Regions from separate parts of the Mus musculus genome. Here all the other regions are linked to region 2. Evidence: chromatin loops called from intact Hi-C (ENCODE). Cell type or tissue: gastrocnemius. All regions are shown on one strand. Each heading gives the region's core, and the rest is flanking DNA. Links, peaks and the distances in the headings are about the cores only.

The links. A loop is a pair of places that touch in the nucleus more often than their neighbours do. Peaks named below come from ENCODE experiments on the same cell type or tissue, not always from the same donor. Only the 100,000 strongest peaks of a DNase experiment are listed, where the experiment ranks them.
Region 1: it touches region 2 in a loop (8-fold over the local background); 39 of 42 quality-filtered maps call a loop at or near these places.
Region 3: a loop joins it to region 2, with 4 times the contacts of the local background. A loop is called at or near these places in 2 of 42 quality-filtered maps.

What each region holds. Positions count from the first base shown.
Region 1 is chr6:5,408,356-5,413,879 of GRCm38, reverse strand. The region is part of intron 2 of Asb4 (ankyrin repeat and SOCS box-containing 4); the gene reads right to left. Among named protein-coding and RNA genes, the nearest start is that of Asb4, 21 kb to the right of the region's middle. In gastrocnemius, for the core only: no CTCF peak of the experiment used is centred there; DNase peaks (open chromatin) are centred at 416 and 2,738; H3K4me3 peaks cover 187 bases; H3K27ac peaks cover 1,162 bases.
Region 2 is chr6:5,586,333-5,591,856 of GRCm38, reverse strand. No RefSeq gene overlaps it. Among named protein-coding and RNA genes, the nearest start is that of Gm34470, 25 kb to the right of the region's middle. In gastrocnemius, for the core only: no CTCF peak of the experiment used is centred there; DNase peaks (open chromatin) are centred at 2,003 and 2,302; H3K27ac peaks cover 417 bases.
Region 3 is chr6:5,509,212-5,514,735 of GRCm38, reverse strand. No RefSeq gene overlaps it. Among named protein-coding and RNA genes, the nearest start is that of Pdk4, 16 kb to the right of the region's middle. In gastrocnemius, for the core only: no CTCF peak of the experiment used is centred there; no DNase peak of the experiment used is centred there; H3K4me3 peaks cover 452 bases; H3K27ac peaks cover 3,238 bases.

The DNA.
Region 1 (5,524 bases), core at 178-5,177, 180 kb after region 2:
TGTAACAACATTCAAATGCCTGAGGCTTAAAGCAAAGGAAGTTCCTCACTCCTCTCCCCGAGACAAAGTAGCTAGAGGGGCAGGAAGAGTTTCCTTCTTGGTGTGTTAAATTTGACATTCTTTAGTATCATTATTAAATATCCAGGGGTTGTGAGTTTTACACGGTGAAATAGAGGGTTCTGGATGTCCGGGAGGTGAGGCAGGCTGGAAAATCTCAAGTGAACACCCTTGGATGGTATTGAAACCACGGGACTGGATGGGCACAGCCATATTTGAGTTTAGACAGGAAAACCTGTAGCAATGCACTAACACTTCCCTGCACAACAGAGAAAGAGATGCCGTCCTTGTGGCTGCTGGCAGGGAAGCAAAGCACGGGCTGTCAGCTCAGCTCTGTCCTTGTGGCTGGCCACGCTCCTCCACAGTTGCCTCATCTTAGAGAAGGCATCCTGCCAAAGCCCAGCTGAGGTGTGCTTGCCTTAGCCGCATGAGAACAGGAAGCAGAGATAGTAAACTAGTTCCCCGAGACTCCTGAAGCAAATCTTTTTCATATCAAGGCTTACCTGCCGGCTTCCTCACAATATTGCTTCTCGTCCCCTGGGAGGCAGATGTTTTTCAAACAGCCTATGTTTATTTATCATTTTGTTTATTTTAAGGTTACTGAACCTGAAAGAAAAGATATCTTTCTAGATGCGCAGCTGGAAAACAAGATGCGGGTACTGACTGCGCTCAGGCATCTTATGTTTACTTCATTTTCTTTTATCTTTTTAATTCCAAAGCCCACTGATTAAAATTTAGCCAAGTAACCAGAGATAAGAGTGAATAGCTCACACTCGTGGAAAATGGGCTGTTATTATGCAGTCTTGCATTCATCTTGTGGGGCACATGGTGAGACCGTATCTTCCCTTGAAACTGTTGAAATGCTTTTCTGTAGAAATGAATGCTATTATTGCCATTCAACTGAAAAAAGAGGCTAATCCAGAGGAACTTAAAAAAACAAAACAAAAACAAAAACAAAAAAAACAGAATATAGGCTTCTTACTTTACCCAGGGACACAATTCTGCTCTGGTGGCTTTCTGAGTGTCACGTGACAACAAGCTCAGCTAGGAAGGGGACCTTGGAGAAAGGCCTTCTTCTGCGAATACAGTTGGGGAGGGTTGCAGCTATTATATCCAGACCTCCCTCTGTGTGGTGAGAAAAGTTGAGACTGATAACCAGGTCCTCAGTAAGAAATGGCTGCCGGCAATGCCTAGGGAAATGGGAGATGGCTGCTAGTTACCTACCACTGCAATCGCAGACCATCACAAATGAAGTGGCTCAGAGTGGCACAAATGCATTATCTTATAATGCCACGGCCAGAGGTTGGAACCATGACTCAGCAGAAGTGGTACCTGGGCCAGGATCAGCCAAAAGTTATTGGATCCAAATTTTACCGAATACTATTCTAGATGTTTCTTATGGTGGTGCTTGTTTTAATTGCTAACTTATTTATTTAAGATACAAAATAGTGTGTTTTATTATGACACATATATACTTACTACATATCCTTCATTGTATCTTGTTTATTCTCATGCTGTCGTGCTATTTCCCTCTTCCCCCAGCTGATCCACTTCCCCCACCCCCCACAAAGTCCCCCTTCTGCCCTTACTTTCTGTACATATGTGAAACTCACACATATGTTTTCCACAGATGAAAAAAGTCAACATTTTTATATTACTCCCTGGCCTCCTGGCTTCTTTTTGTAAAAGTGATTTTTTTTTTTTTTTTTGGATAAGATTCTCATTTCAATCTATAGACTTTGAATAAAAGCAGATTGTCTTCCCAGCCTGCAAAAGGAGATCCTTTCCCCTGACTGATGCTCTTTCCAGGGCCTCCCTGAGATGGTAGCAGGGAGCGAGACTGATTTATACAAAACCTCACGTTCTTGCTGCACTAAATGAGGGTTTCTCCTTTACCTATAAGCCCACTATCATTATTCTAGATCAGCATTTCCCAAATTCTGTTCGATGACATATTAATACTGTGTGGTATATTGAAAAGAACTCTGTGATTAGATAAATGCGTGTGTTCTGGGCAACTTTGTACAGGCCCATGTTAGCATGCACAAGACAGGAGGGAAGCTGATGTCTTTAACAAGAGCCTACCCAGAATTATTTGGTCATTGGTCTGTCTTCTGTACCACACCTGCTAGCCACACAACACAGTGGACTTTGGAGCATTTATTCCTAGACAGAAGTAAAGATGCCACACAGACCCAACACAGAAAGAAAGATCCAGACATGATGCATAGTCACTTGCAGGTGTGAGGGTCTTGCTTGTTTCAGCATTCCCTCCAATGCTGAATTGCTTGACCTATTAACAGTGTCTTGAGGAAACTGGTGAGAGCCAAGATTCAAGGGGCTTGTCACTCCATCTCTGTTCTGCACAACTAGTTAAGATCTTAACTCAGGAAATCTTGCTACAGAACTTACACTTTTAGACGTTACTTTTCAGAGTTTAGACTGTCACAACCAAGACAGGCGTGCCCACTGCCCACTGCCCACCCTGATCCAACCAGAAATGTTGGCAAAGGAGGACGTGTCACCGACCTGCTTTTCCCTTATCAGTAGCACCGGAGAACTCAAGTTCATTGACTGACATGCAGGTTATAGTGGAGACAAACATTCTTTGAGCAGGGCAACAGCAAAGTCCAGGACAGTCCCAAGACTGTCCTTACCAGTCACCCTCTCTAGAATAGGTGAGACAGCACCACCTAGTGTCCAGCACAGGTACTCTGCATTGAGGTCACTGACCACTATCTGGTTTTTACAAGTTAAGCCCTTTGCTCCCAGATTTGTTTTAAGTGGTTCAACGGAAAGAATACAGTTAGCCTCATGAGATGGTTTTGAAAGTTAAGAGGAGTGTAGACAAAACTCCAGGTGTGCCATAAAACACCATGTATGACAAGGTTTTGGTTTTCTCTCTCTTTTTGGCAAAGCTCTATAGCCCAGCCTGGCCTAGAACTCGGCATCCTCACAGCCCAGTCCCCCAAACACTGGCACTGCAGGTCTGTGCCATCACACCTGGATTTCTTACAATTATTGTGAAGTCCAGCCTGCCATTTCCTAGGGTTCTTCTGACCTTATCTACAGTGATTCAACCTTCCTTACAGAGAGCAGATTCTCTTTTTACTTCTATCATGCCCCCTTCTTAACTAAGTCTGGCCTTGTCCATTGGAAAAAGGTTGGGTGGGGGTACCAAAATCCTAAATCCACAGTGAACAAAGGCTAAGGATGCTGTGTTGAGGGTCTCTGGTGGTATTGACGAAGAACTACTCTCACTGCTGCAGGGGCAGGGAAGGGGGTTGTCTCAGAAAAGGCAAGTGTCTGCTTTTCTTCAGTTCCCAGGGGCCTTCCGATGAGTAGAAATGTCTTAGGAGCTGGCATGTGCCTCATACTTTTGCCATTTTCCCTCCTTGTGAGTTTTCTCACTTGGATTAGTAAAGAGCTGAGATGAGAGTCTCAGGGCCTTGTCGATTTAACCGGCACCTCCAAACCTGGGTCCTTGAGCACCTGATGAAATTGTTTAGATTATCTTCTGTAAGTCATTACTTGCAGAGGTTACAAAGAAAACAGTGCCTTTGTGTTTCCAAATCTGATATCTTTCTGCTAAATGGTGTTTAAAGTGTTCACAGGATAATGAGGTCCAGGCTCCTCTAAACAAGAAAAAATTATAGAAGCGCTGATGGAAAAAAAATAAAGTCATTCAGGCCCGAGAAAATGCCATCCTTTAATTTCCCGTTCTAGATGCTTCTAGCTATAAGGCGAAGATAACACACCCAGTCTGAAAGCTTAGAGAGGAAGCTGCCTTGGCTTTGAGGGGGGAGCTTAAACTAAAGAAAGCCTGCCGGAAGAGGGAACTGATTTTGAGGATGCCGGAGACTCCTGTTGGCAACACCTCACAATTTGTAATTTGAGAAAATATCCTGGAATAGTCTTGTAGGTAAAAATAATTGGCAATTGGATTGCTAATGGGTACCGCTTAAAAAGAAGCAGCTTAATAACAAGTGAGTTTAGAGGCAGGGGTTTGCTTGGCAACGGGCTGCATCTGCTGCTTAGCATCTCACAGGGTCTCCTTGCTGGAAGTCAGAGCTTCCACTTGCACCCACCCAGCTGGTTTTGTTACTTAATATCTTGCAATTCCTCCAAATTTCAGTAATTTGGAAATTGATCAAAGAGGTATTTTTAATTACAGAGTTTAATTTTAAGGAAAATGAATAAATGGATTTTTAATATAACTTCTTCAATCACTTCCCTCCGCCTCCTTGTATTGTTGCAGCAAATCAGAAAACCCATATAAAGGCATTATCCTATTAAAAAGGACTGAATTGTTCTCACTTAGGTTGTCTGCTTACAAAACTAGATCTTCTGTGTGCTAGAAAATGATGAAGTGGGAATAAATTATTGCTTTGGGGGAGCCAAAGATGCATCAACTGTTGTGTGTGTGTGTGTGTGTGTGTGTGTGTGTGTGTGTCCTTTAAACTAAGCACATTTACCCTGCCCAGCCGACATCCAAAACACCTCATGGTGGGTGACTTTTTTCAAACTACTGGAACTCAGATATAATGGTTAAGCGTCCCAGATCAGGTCAAGGAAGCACAAAGTCTCTGTAGAATTCTTTAATCAGCCCACCGCCTCAGAAGGGAGAGTGGCATACAGTTCGCATTGAGGCACAGTAGGACCAACCAACATGGACTTGGGGAAAACAGCCCTGAGCCTGCTCAAATGAGACAAGCCAGGTTTTCTGATTTCTCATCTGTGAGATGAGGAAAATAACATGCACTTCACACAGTTGTCAGAGAATTAAATGAGACATTTTATTCTAAAGTCCCTGACATAGCCATACCATACGTGCTTAATATATGTTCTTTTCCTTCCCATTTTCTCCTCCGTGTGCATATATGCTGGCAACATCAATTTCTTTTATGTGTAGAGCCGATGCTGTTAACTTTATTAAGCGAGCTTTTTCCATTAAGCATTTATCCTTATTCATTAGCTTGGAGGACTGGTGCACAAAGATATTAAATTATTTACTCAAGTTTAATGAATGAAATTGAAAACCTTTTTTCCCCTGCTTAACATGAATGTGCCCTTTTCAGTATGCAGAGCCTTGTTGCATTTATTCAGCAGCTACTGCTAAGTGCTTAGTTTGGAACACAGGATTAATGAGAGCGGAGACATGGCGTTGGTCACCATGGCGACCAAGCTAGCATTGCTCTGTTCCAAGCTCAGGCAAGGAATGTAGTGCTTAGCTCTGGCCTTCAGTATAGAGCAGGGTGTTCTTTTTCATATATCTGGCTCCCCGTTGCTGTTTCCAATTACTCCTTAATTCCCTTGGGGGGGGGGAATAAATAAAAAGAACATCCCTGGTTCTTTGAAGGCTTCACTTCTTTAGCTACCTAACCTCCTTCCTAAATACATTTATCTTCCCACCAGCTTCTATAGATTCAGACACCTGAGTCGCATTTCGCTTCAGTACATAAGAGCC
Region 2 (5,524 bases), core at 278-5,277:
CTCTCTCTCTCTCTCTCTTTCTTTCTTTCTTTCTTTCTTTTTTTATTGGATATTTTCTTTATTTACATTTCATTTAATCCCCTTTCCTGGTTTTCCCTCCCTATGCCAGCCTCCCTCCCCCTGCTTCTATGAGGGTGTTCCTCCACCCACCCACCTACTCCCGCCTCCCCATCCTTGATTCCCCTACACTGTGGCATCTATGGAGCTTTCATAGGACCAAAGATCTCTCCTCCCATGGATGCATGACAAGGCCATCCTCTGCTACATATGCAGCTGGAGCCATGTGTACTCTTTGGTTGATGATTTAGTCCCTGAGAGCTCTGAAGGGTCTGGTTGGTTGATATTGTTGTTCTTCCTATGAGGTTGCAAACCCCTTCAACTCTTTCAGTCCTTTCTCTAACTCCTCTATTGGGGACCCAGTGCTCCGTCCAATGGTTGCCTGCGAACATCAGCCTCTGTATTTGTAAGTCTCTGGCAGGGCCTCTCAGGAGACAGCCACATCAGGCTCCTTTCAGCATACACTTCTTGACATCCACAATAGTGTATGGGTTTGGTAACTGTATATGGGATGAATCCCAAGGTGGGACAGTCTCTGGATGGGCTTTCCTTCAGTCTCTGCTCTACACTTTATCTCCATATTTGCTTCTGTGAGTATTTTGTTCTCCTTCTAAGAAGGACCGAAGCACCCACACTTTGCTCTTCCTTCTCATCAACTCTGAGATTCCACCTCACACCAGTCAGAATGGCTAAAATAAAAACAAAACTCAGGTGACAGCAGATGTTGGAGAGAATGTGGAGAAAGGGGAACACTCCTCCATTGCTGGTGGGATTGCAAGCTTGCACAACCACTCTGGAAATCAGTTTAGCAGTTCCTCAGAAAATTGGACATCCTGAGGACCCAGCTATACCACTTTTGAGCATATACCCAGAAGATGCTCCAACATATAACAAGGACACATGCTCCACTATGTTCATAGCAGCCTTATTTATAATAGCCAGGAGCTAGAAAAAACCCAGATGTCCCTCAACAGATGAATGGATACAGAAAATGTGGTACATTTACACAATGGAGTACTACTCAGATATTAAAAATAAGAAATTCATTAAATTCTTAGGCATATGGATAGAACTAGAAAATATCATCCTGAGTGAGGTAACCCTATCAAAAAAGAACACACATGATATACACTCATTGATAAGTGGATATTAACCTTAAAGCTCCAAATAATCAGGACACAATTCACAGGTCCAAGAAGTCTAATGATGGTAACAATGGCTGTGTAACAATCCTTTCTCTCATTTTTACTCCATCTTTCTCTACCTGTGCCACCTCCACTGGATGCCAAAGGTGGTCTTTGCTTGCTGACTGAGGAGGCTCCTGGGTTGCATATTCATAGCTTTTCTGGGGGAGGGGTGTGTTAATCCTGGGTAGAACTCACTTCCTATCAAAGCATTTTGGGTCTGAGTAATCACTGTTTGAAAAAAAATTACCAATCAATATATGCATTGGTGAGTAATATGTAAAAACTTCAAGACGTTGCTAGGAGAAAAATCTTAAGGTGAAGATATTGTTGTGAAACATTTGTGCCAAAAATAAAGGAGAAGAGGAAAGATCGTATTTGCAGGGTTCTTGTTCTAAAGTGATACAATTCACTCAAAATACTACCAAAGCAACATTGTAAGGTGTATATTATCCTCATTTGAAACGTGAAGAAACAATGTTTTTAAAAACATTAAATAAAACGTTAAGTGTCATAGTACTATAGCCTACGTGGAAAATGCAATGTCTGAGATAAATCATTTAAAGCTGACTCAAAAGAATAAATGTTTTTACCCACAGCTGTACAATAAACGATAGAAAAGATAAGCATGACTGTGAACTGCTAGTGACGGGCAACTCTTTTGTTCAGCACCTGCGGTAGAATCTTGCTATCAGCAAGGCAGCAACAACATAGCTCTTCCCACTAGAAAATACGCTGAAGATTCTCACAATGGACGCTAGATGGCGATGTTGCCACAGGCTAGTTCTGCTGCAATGCGGCACAAACAGATCTCTTCAAACCATGTTCTAGAAGGTGGAGGAAAACCAGCGTGTCTAATTTATACAGTTGACATTTCAGAACCAGCGCTTAGAATTATAGAGGGCAACTCTACTGCCGCTGCATTTTTTTTCTTTAAAATATTTATCAAGAGTTTATAACTATAGCTCCAAATTTTTTGTTTGTTTGTTTTTGTTTTGTTTTTTCGAGACAGGGTTTCTCTGTGTAGCCCTGGCTGTCCTGGAACCAAGCTGTAGACCAAGCTGGCCTCGAACTCAGAAATCCGCCTGCCTCTGCCTCCCAAGTGCTGGGATTAAGGCGTGCGCCACCATCCCCGGCAAATTTTTAATTCAGTGAAACAAACCCCACAAACAGTCTTGTTCCCTGGATCTTACGTCACCTTAGCCCATAAATACTTTGAATAAATATTTTTTCAGTATTTTCAGACATAAGAGCAGATATGCATTCCTCCGTTGATTTTTGTACAAATGTTTTACACAAATATCTGGCCTCTAAGGTTTTTCTGAAGCAATGCTTGTTGACAGGATTGTCTTGTGTTCACAGAAAAAGAAAAGAACCCGTTCTTTTTCACGGCTTCCGGAGCTTCTGGAAAGAACATAAGTTTTACATATGCCTCACTGGTGGCCATAGTAACTGGCATGTTTTACAAACAACGATATAATCAATACATCTTTATTTCATGGACAAAGTGCCCCTGTAATGCAAATTTTAGAAGCAAAATTGTGAGATTCAAGACATACGCATTTTTGACTTTAGCAAACATCTCCAAATGGATGCGGTGAATTGAGTTCCCCATAAGCCAAACCACACAATATTATGAAGACAGTTGGTCTCGTAGCTATGTTAACTGGTGAGGTGGCGGGGTCTTATCTTCATCCCCAATGTGTATGTGTTAGGCTAAGCACCTATTTATTGAATACAAATTTTGTGGGTTTTTTTTTTTTTTCTCGGTCTGGTTGGTTGGTTGGTTGGTTGGTTTGCTTGCTTTTTGTTTTGAGTTTTTGTTTTTGTTTTTTTTTTTTTGTTTGTTTTTTGTTTTTTAATTGTAAGAGTTAGGGCACCCAACTCTGAGTGTCCAAAATGAAAAGAAAAAAAATTATCAAATAATGGGCATATATATAAAACACTCTCCCCACACACACACTCACACATACACTGTTTGTCTCTCTGTCTCTCTCCGTCTGTGTGCGCGTGTGTATGTGTGCGCGTGTGTATGTGTGCGCGCGCGCATGTGTGTGTGTGTGTGTGTGTGTGTGTGTGTGTGTGTGTGTTCGTGTTCCATCTGGGTGGTATTCCCTGGTAGCTCTTTTATAAATTGTCTCAGTCAGATCTAAGCATGGCTCCTTGGGTTCAGCAATCTCTACATAAGCAAATTGTAATGTTAGTTATCCTCAATCAATGTATACGGTATTTATTATTAAACAATATGAGAATTGCAGCAAACCCCTATAGAACATGTAGGAAACGGGGCCATGACAGAGGTAGCAGGAATAGCCTGTGCTGCACTAAAGAGTTCCTTGGGAATAAAAATCCAGCTAGCCTGGTTCTGTTGGCTCTTTCTGGCTGAGCAGTCCTATCCTTAGACAGGAGTTAAGGAGACTTGAGGTCCCCTTAGAAATTGTATCATATTCTTAATGTGACACTCTAAGCCTCAGAGTGGCCAAGGCTTTGCCCACAGCCTCAGCATTTGATGAGGCCACCCCAGGAGTTCCTTTTGTCAGCACATCAGCACGTTGGCATCCAGATGTGCTGTCTGGGAACTGGCTTCTTTGTATTTATATGTGTTCTATGACTACAGAAACAGCCGGACAGCTGTGGTCCCCGACTCCCAACCGTGCACTGGGGGCCCTTGGCTCTTCTGCCTTTAAAGGGAACGCATTTCCATCACTTCTCAGTTCATCCTGAGGGGTCATCTGAACCACAGATGATCATTTCAGATCATTTCCGATCGGGCTGTCCCTGCAAGGGAGCAGAAGAAGCTTGGCAAGCCAATGCATGCAGGTAACAGTTAAGTACCAAGTGCTTAAACACGCACTTGGAGATTTTAATGCGAATGAACTGGTCGGCTCTATTACTCTCTTTTAAAGGTTTCTGCCGGATATTTAAATGATACATTGCTATGACAAACACATGTGCCCCCCCCCCCACACACACACACAGGCTCTCTTTCATTCTGTCTCCTCTTTGTCTTCAGGCTTCTTTTCTCAGTATGTTACAATTCGCTATTTTCTTGTGCATTCTCCAGACATATATGAATGTGATAGCATAATTATAAACAACATATCTTCATGATAATGTGCATCACATTAAATTTTCTTGATTTGCTTTTTTTTTCTCATTTTTGAGAATTTTACATCTAGAATCCTTTATCACACAGAGGTGTTTTACTCCTGAACTAGTCCCGTTTGGTGGGCACTTAGTGCCGATTGCATCCCGCACTGTTACCAACAACACATAATGAATTTCATGCCCATGCCATTTTTCTCTTGTCCAAGTACATTTGTAGAATACATTTATAAACATTTGATTGCAGGGTAATAGCCCATGCAGCTCTTATTTTCATAAACATTCCCGCATTGTTCGTTATAAGCATTGCCAACATACACTTCATCAGCAATTCATGAAGGCGCTTATTTCATAGTGTGGCTCACATAGCTTAAACAATTGGGTCTGGGTTGGGGTGGTTTTTGTTTTTGTTGTTGTTGTTTTGTTTTTTGTTTTTTTGCCAGCCTGACAGGTAAAAATGGTACTTATCTCCATTGAAAATGACGTCTCTTGTTTTGAGTAAGATTAGGCAAGTCTTAAAAAGTTTATGAGACACTACTGAAAAAGTTAAGAGATGGTTGACAACTGGCATTAGCAAACCAATCAGAGTTAGGCTTAGTGGACAAATAGTGATGTATAGATGGCTGGTGGGCAATCAGAAGGTATATAGATGGTTTGTGGGCAGTCAGGAGATGTCTAGATGGCTTGTGAGCACTCAGAGGATGTGTAGGTGACATGTGAGCATCCTGAGGATGTATAGATTGCTTGTGAGCTCTTAGGAGATGTATAGATGGCTCGTGAGCTCTCAAGAGATGTATAGATGGCTTGTGAGCACTCAGAAGATGTATAGATGCCCTATGAGTGCTAACTTCCTTGTTTTTAGGTAAAGAAATCTCTGGGAAGCACCTAGGCCCAGTTTTGTCTTCAGCCCCTGTGCTAAGGGACAATGACATGTCTGTGGTCCTGAGGCTATGACTCTTCTCAGATTTGATTCATGCATATTATTTGTGAGTCAAGCAAACAGCTCATATGTAGGTGTGTGGGGTGATCATTCCTCTGCAGGGTGGATATTTCTTTCCTTTCCATTGTTTCTCCTCAGCCTGTACTAGAATCTCCCTGAGAGTGAACATGTGCCACCGTGACTCCAGGGAAAGATGGCGGCACATGCATCACCCTTTCCAGTCATCATATTACTTGGG
Region 3 (5,524 bases), core at 204-5,203, 77 kb after region 2:
ATCCACCAAAGGACAATTTAATAATACAGCATTTCCCATTTGCATTTGGGACAGATAGTCTTCCCTCAATTGCATCTTGGAAAACTGGTTTTCTATTCTGTTTTCTTTCAGAAACAGTTTCTAGAAATCACATAAAGAGTTTAGGCTTAGCCAGGCAGTGGTGGCGCATGCCTTTAATCCCAGCACTCGGGAGGCAGAGGCAGGCGGATTTCTGAGTTCGAGGCCAGCCTGGTCTACAAAGTGAGCTCCAGGACAGCCAGGGCTATACAGAGAAACCCTGTATCGAGAAAAAAAAAAGAGTTTAGGCTTTGACCCCCTCCTTATCAACATCTTTAGTTCAATGACAAGATTGGGGTTGTCAAACTTTAGGTGATACAATTTTTTTTAAGAGATAAACAACATAAGGCGTTTGGATGGACTGAGTTTTGGACAGGTAAAAAACAAACCAAACTTATTGTGGTTGAAGCAGCAAGTAGTTAAGTGCCTGTGTTTGTGTAGACTAGGTATGGGAGTTTTGACCACCAGTAAGCTCAACAAACAGCAAGATACTGGTACCTCGTAAACTATTTCAATCCTTGTCAATACTGTCAAGAGAAGAGTAAAAGAATAAGAGAGACATTACAACTAAGTATGACTGTAAGTCTATGAGATGGAGAAGGGCTGGGGATGGTCAGAGGCAAGTCTTAGGAAAGTAATGTATAAGTATGAATGTATTGATCTACATATGCATGAGAAAATTCCATAGGATCTCCTACTGGTGTGTTGATTAACAGCTTGTAGATCTAGATTACAAATATGTAGTTGCCCCTGACTTGTACTATTTGAACCAAAAAGAAAAGTTATTTACACAGTTTCTAAGTGGTAAGAGGATCAGGTTCAATAAATATGTCTGAGAGTTCTGGAGTAGGGATTTCTGAAGTCTATGCCTGAGAGCTCTTTGGTACTCACAGCTCTGCCTCCATTGATAATAGACTGATCAGCACCTGTCAGCATTCGCACAACTGCATTGCTCACATGAGATTCAAGACTATATGAGAGGTTTTGGAGAAATGGCTTTCACTCTTTTAGAAAATCCAAGTTCAGTTCCCAGCATCTATGTCATGTGGCCTACAGATACTCCTGATGGCATCTTCAGGAAGAGTCAATGCCTCTCACCTGTATCCACAAAAATCTCTAAGTGCTAAGATCAGTTTCAATAAAGATGTCAAGAGTTTAGGAGTAGAGATTGCTGAAGCTTAGTGGGTCCATGGCCGAGAGCTATTTGATCTTCACAGCTCAGACTCCATTGATACTCACCCACTGTATTTACTTCCATATATGTCACTGAAAATGCTTAGGTTTTTATAAGCTACATTAAGGAATGATCCAGGAGTCTGATTCAGATCCCAGCTTCCTTCCTGGGGAGGCAAACTTTCAGGACAAAACAAAATGGAAATATTCTCCAAGAGGAACCCAGGGTGTTACCTGACATTCAGCTGTAAGTCAGGCCAATCATTTACTAAATGCTTGGTGAAGACACTACAAGAGTGTTAGTCACGTTTTGTTTTTTTCTGGTGATGGGGATAGCAGGAGGACAAGATGTAGCTACGAGTGTGTCCTAGCTTCAGTGGCGGATCTGTCAGGATTCACCACCAGAGAATTTAGACTTAATAAGGCTTATAAGATTAGGATTTTAATGCTGCACCCAGTTATTGAGTTATCATCATTTCTGAACTAAGTTTATATTGTATTTTCTTTCATGTGATGGCTTTTCCAGGTTCAAGAGAGAAAGGTATGGCAGCAAAGCATGTGTTTGTCTGAGGAGCACCACAAATGTTAGAGGGAGGGTAACCTAGCAAGCTGGGTGGAGAGATTGTGGAGTTCTGAGTCTCCACAAGATAAAAACAGGTCGGGACATGCAGATGGAGCTGAGAGTTTTATATCTTCATCTGAAGGCAGCTAGAGAAGACTGCCTTCCAGGCAGCTAAGATGAGGGTCTTAGAGCCCATACCCATAGTAACACACTTCCTCCAACAAGGCCACACCTCCTAATAATACCACTCCCTGGGTCAAGCATATTCAAACCACCACCGATGCTGTACAGAGTTCCTCCTTGGAGAAGTGGCTTATGCTTGATGAACATGAATCAAAAGAACTGCAATAAAGATTAGACTCACCCTGTGGGGAAATGAGTGAACAGCAAGATAGTAAAGCCAAACTACACCCCAGAGCTCATCTGTGCAACATTTGACTTTTACTACAGTGGAAACTGAGTCCTAGATAAATGGATGACTTTTCTCTCCCAAAGATTCTCTCTCAGTGAGTAGGTGTTTAAAGGAGAAGGGGCGGGGATGGAGGGGAGACTGGGTGATTATATTTACTTTCAGAAAATCTTTAATGGAAAAAAAAAAAGAGAAAGAAATGAAGAGCCTGTGATCTGTTTATTCTCATCCTGTCCTTCCCTGTTGCAAAACACAGCATCTGTTATTTCAAATGAGTGCAGTTTGGGATGTGCACACAAAGTGTACTGAAGACCCCATAGCTACCCTTTGGTGTTTTCAGAGTTACTGTGAACACAGGGGTGTGATCTGAAGGGGGCAGGGAGAAGGATATCAAAGGTAAGGGTGGAAAAATGTATTCACACCTAAATGATTGTAATGTTCTCATATGAGGTCTGATTGACTAACAGGTCCTTGGCTTTTCTGGTAATTAAACTTCAGGTACTAAAGGAAAAGCCTGCGTTGGCTTTCAGGGAGGCCTCAGGAAAATGTTACAGCGAAGGCAAATTACTTTTCATTTACTTAGCAAACTTTTAGACTGAAGAAAAATCAATACCTCACCAATTCTTGCCAGTGTTTATCTGATATGTCTCCTACAATACTCAGATGCAACAATTTAACCATGGTCTAAATGAGAAAAACTGCCAATGGCTACATTAAATGGCTCTGTAGCCAATGTGCTGTTCACTTAGAATGTTTCGTAAAGGACAGACCCATTAGTTATTGCCACTTTTTCCAGATCTATGGAGAAATTACCTTAATTTTCTCTTTGGTTGCCACAACATACAAATCTTCCCTTCTTGAGAAATGGCAAACAGTGAAGTAGCAATTTACTGGCTTGGAAAGATTTTATAATTTAAAATATTAAAATAGGTAGATCAGACTATTAGAAACATTTCTCTGAAGGACAGATTGTATCCTAATAGTTCTTCAGTGCAGAGTCAGAAGAAACTAAGAGTTCCATTAGAGGTTAGGTTAAAATATGAAGGAATTTGGAACTCCAGTCATTTGGAGATCTCAAAAGTATGTCTAGTAAGAGTGGCCTCCTATTGGCTATCAAGTTGGTATAGATTCTTGGAAAGTGCCATGGAATGTAATATCCACTAACAGTCATGAAAGGGTATGAATAACTCAGAATCAGTCTTTAAAAGAAGACCAAGAGAAAAATAAGAGGGAGCAGTAAGAAATGGAGGAAAGGAGGAGAGGGCTCAGGTGAAAGCATAGAGGACCCCCCCCCCCATTACCTTGCTCTCCTTTTCTAGGTTTTCTCCTTCACAGTCAGCATTCGCACCCTTTCCTCTCAGAATAACAGTCTATCCAGCTGCCTGCTCCTTGACACCGTCAAGAACATTTCGTCTACCACCCAATGATTTCAGATAAGACGGGCAAACATGAACCTATCTAAGTTCACCCTGTTCTCTTTCCATGGAGTTGACATTGGGCAAGTTTCGTCTGTGCTGTGAGTAAGCCAGCTCTCTGTCTTTTGTATATATTCATCTTGAGATGTTGTTCATGCTCATTCCTTCTATTCTGCATCTCTCAGGGGTGGCAGGATCGAATTTATCTAACTCTGGGAACCATGGAACCTTGTTTGCAAGGTCTCTCTCAAAACTATGCCATGGTAGCCTCCCAAACACAGTCCTCCCTGCCCTATAAAATCTAGAGCCTATTAAAACAACAACAAAGTGAACAACAAACAAACAAGCAAAAATCTAATAGCCAAACTCTTTTTTTGTGTGTGTGTTTTTTTGTGGTTTTTCGAGACAGGCTGTCCTGGAACTCACTTTGTAGGCCAGGCTGGGCTCGAACTCAGAAATCTGCCTGCTTCTACCTCCTGAGTGCTGGGATTAAAAGTGTGCACCACCACGCCCGGCATAGCCAGAGTCTTAGGGCAAGAAGCAAGGGAGGGGGCTCGAGGCCACAGCTTTTGTTCTAGTTTCTTGAATAGAGATTTTATACCAGTCTACATAGAGCTGCAAGAAAAGTATTAATTTTAAGAATCTCAGCATCACAGGCATGATTTCCCACTTTGCTCTTGTTTATTTTCCCACCATACATGACCTAGAAAACAGACACCATGGCCCACTTGCTCCATACAGCTCACAATGTGGAACACGGGCTATAGTGTTTGCTAAGTCGGGAGTTTATAGCATGTTTTGAAGTGTCTTTAGTAGCCTGGCCTGAAGATGGGCTACTGCTCTAGTCTAGAACTAGTAGTAAGAAAACTCACAGGTTCTTTTTATAGTAATAGATTTTTTAAAAGAATCTCTCCCCTTTCTGTTATGTATTCTATTTATCTAGTATAAATATATGAGCCTGCAAGACATTCAGTTCCTCTCAGTCAGTACTGGGTGGCCCCTACTGCACTTCACAACCTGTTTTTCCACTTGGGCAACAGAATTTAGAAAAGGCACATTAGACTCCTACTTGGATGCTGTTGGAATAGTCATGGGCTATTCTAGGGTTGGTGTAACCTTTCCCCCAGAGAACTCTATTTCCACGAACAGAAACTAGATGCCTGGGCGTTGATGCATGGAAGGTTATTACTGCACAAGAGTGACCCTTCACCTACTAAACTTCCCCATGTTGACTGAGCTGCCAGGCAGTTCCGGCTGGGCTGTTGGAGTGGGTGTGCGACTAACCTTTCACCTACTTCATCTGCCTTGGGAAAGCAAGGTGGTACCTGCCTGGCTTCTGTAAGACGAGCTTTTTTTTTTTTTTCTTCTTCTCAAACAACCCAGATAAAACTGTGGGGACAGGAAGTCCCTTTATTTTCAAACAAGAAACAAGTTACTGCTGCCCTGGCAAAGTAAAATAATCCCTGTGCTTGAAATAGCACGTTGTTAAAGTAAAGAATGCTCGAATCAGCATGCATTCAGGAGTCTGGACATTAAAATACAAGATAGTGCTGCCCAGTGTGTGAAGGGCAGAAGAAAGGATGCAACAGGAGAGCCCCGACCTTTCGTACTCTGCCTGGGTCCTCTTTGGCCCCAGCACTGGCTGTTGAAATCCAGCCAGACCCTATTTGTCACTCAAGATTATAAACATGTTTTCTGAACTCAGCACTTCGGCTCCTCTAATTTATTTTTAGAGCAGAGGAAAGAACTGTATGTCTGTGTGGTGATATTAAAATTGAAGATGTTAGAAGAGTTGTTAGGGTCAGAGCCTGGGCCCTGGAAGCCCTAACAAACCAGGCTCCTCCACAATCCTCAACAGGGTAATTACAGAGACAAGAAAAACAGAGGAAGACGTATTCCATTGCCCAC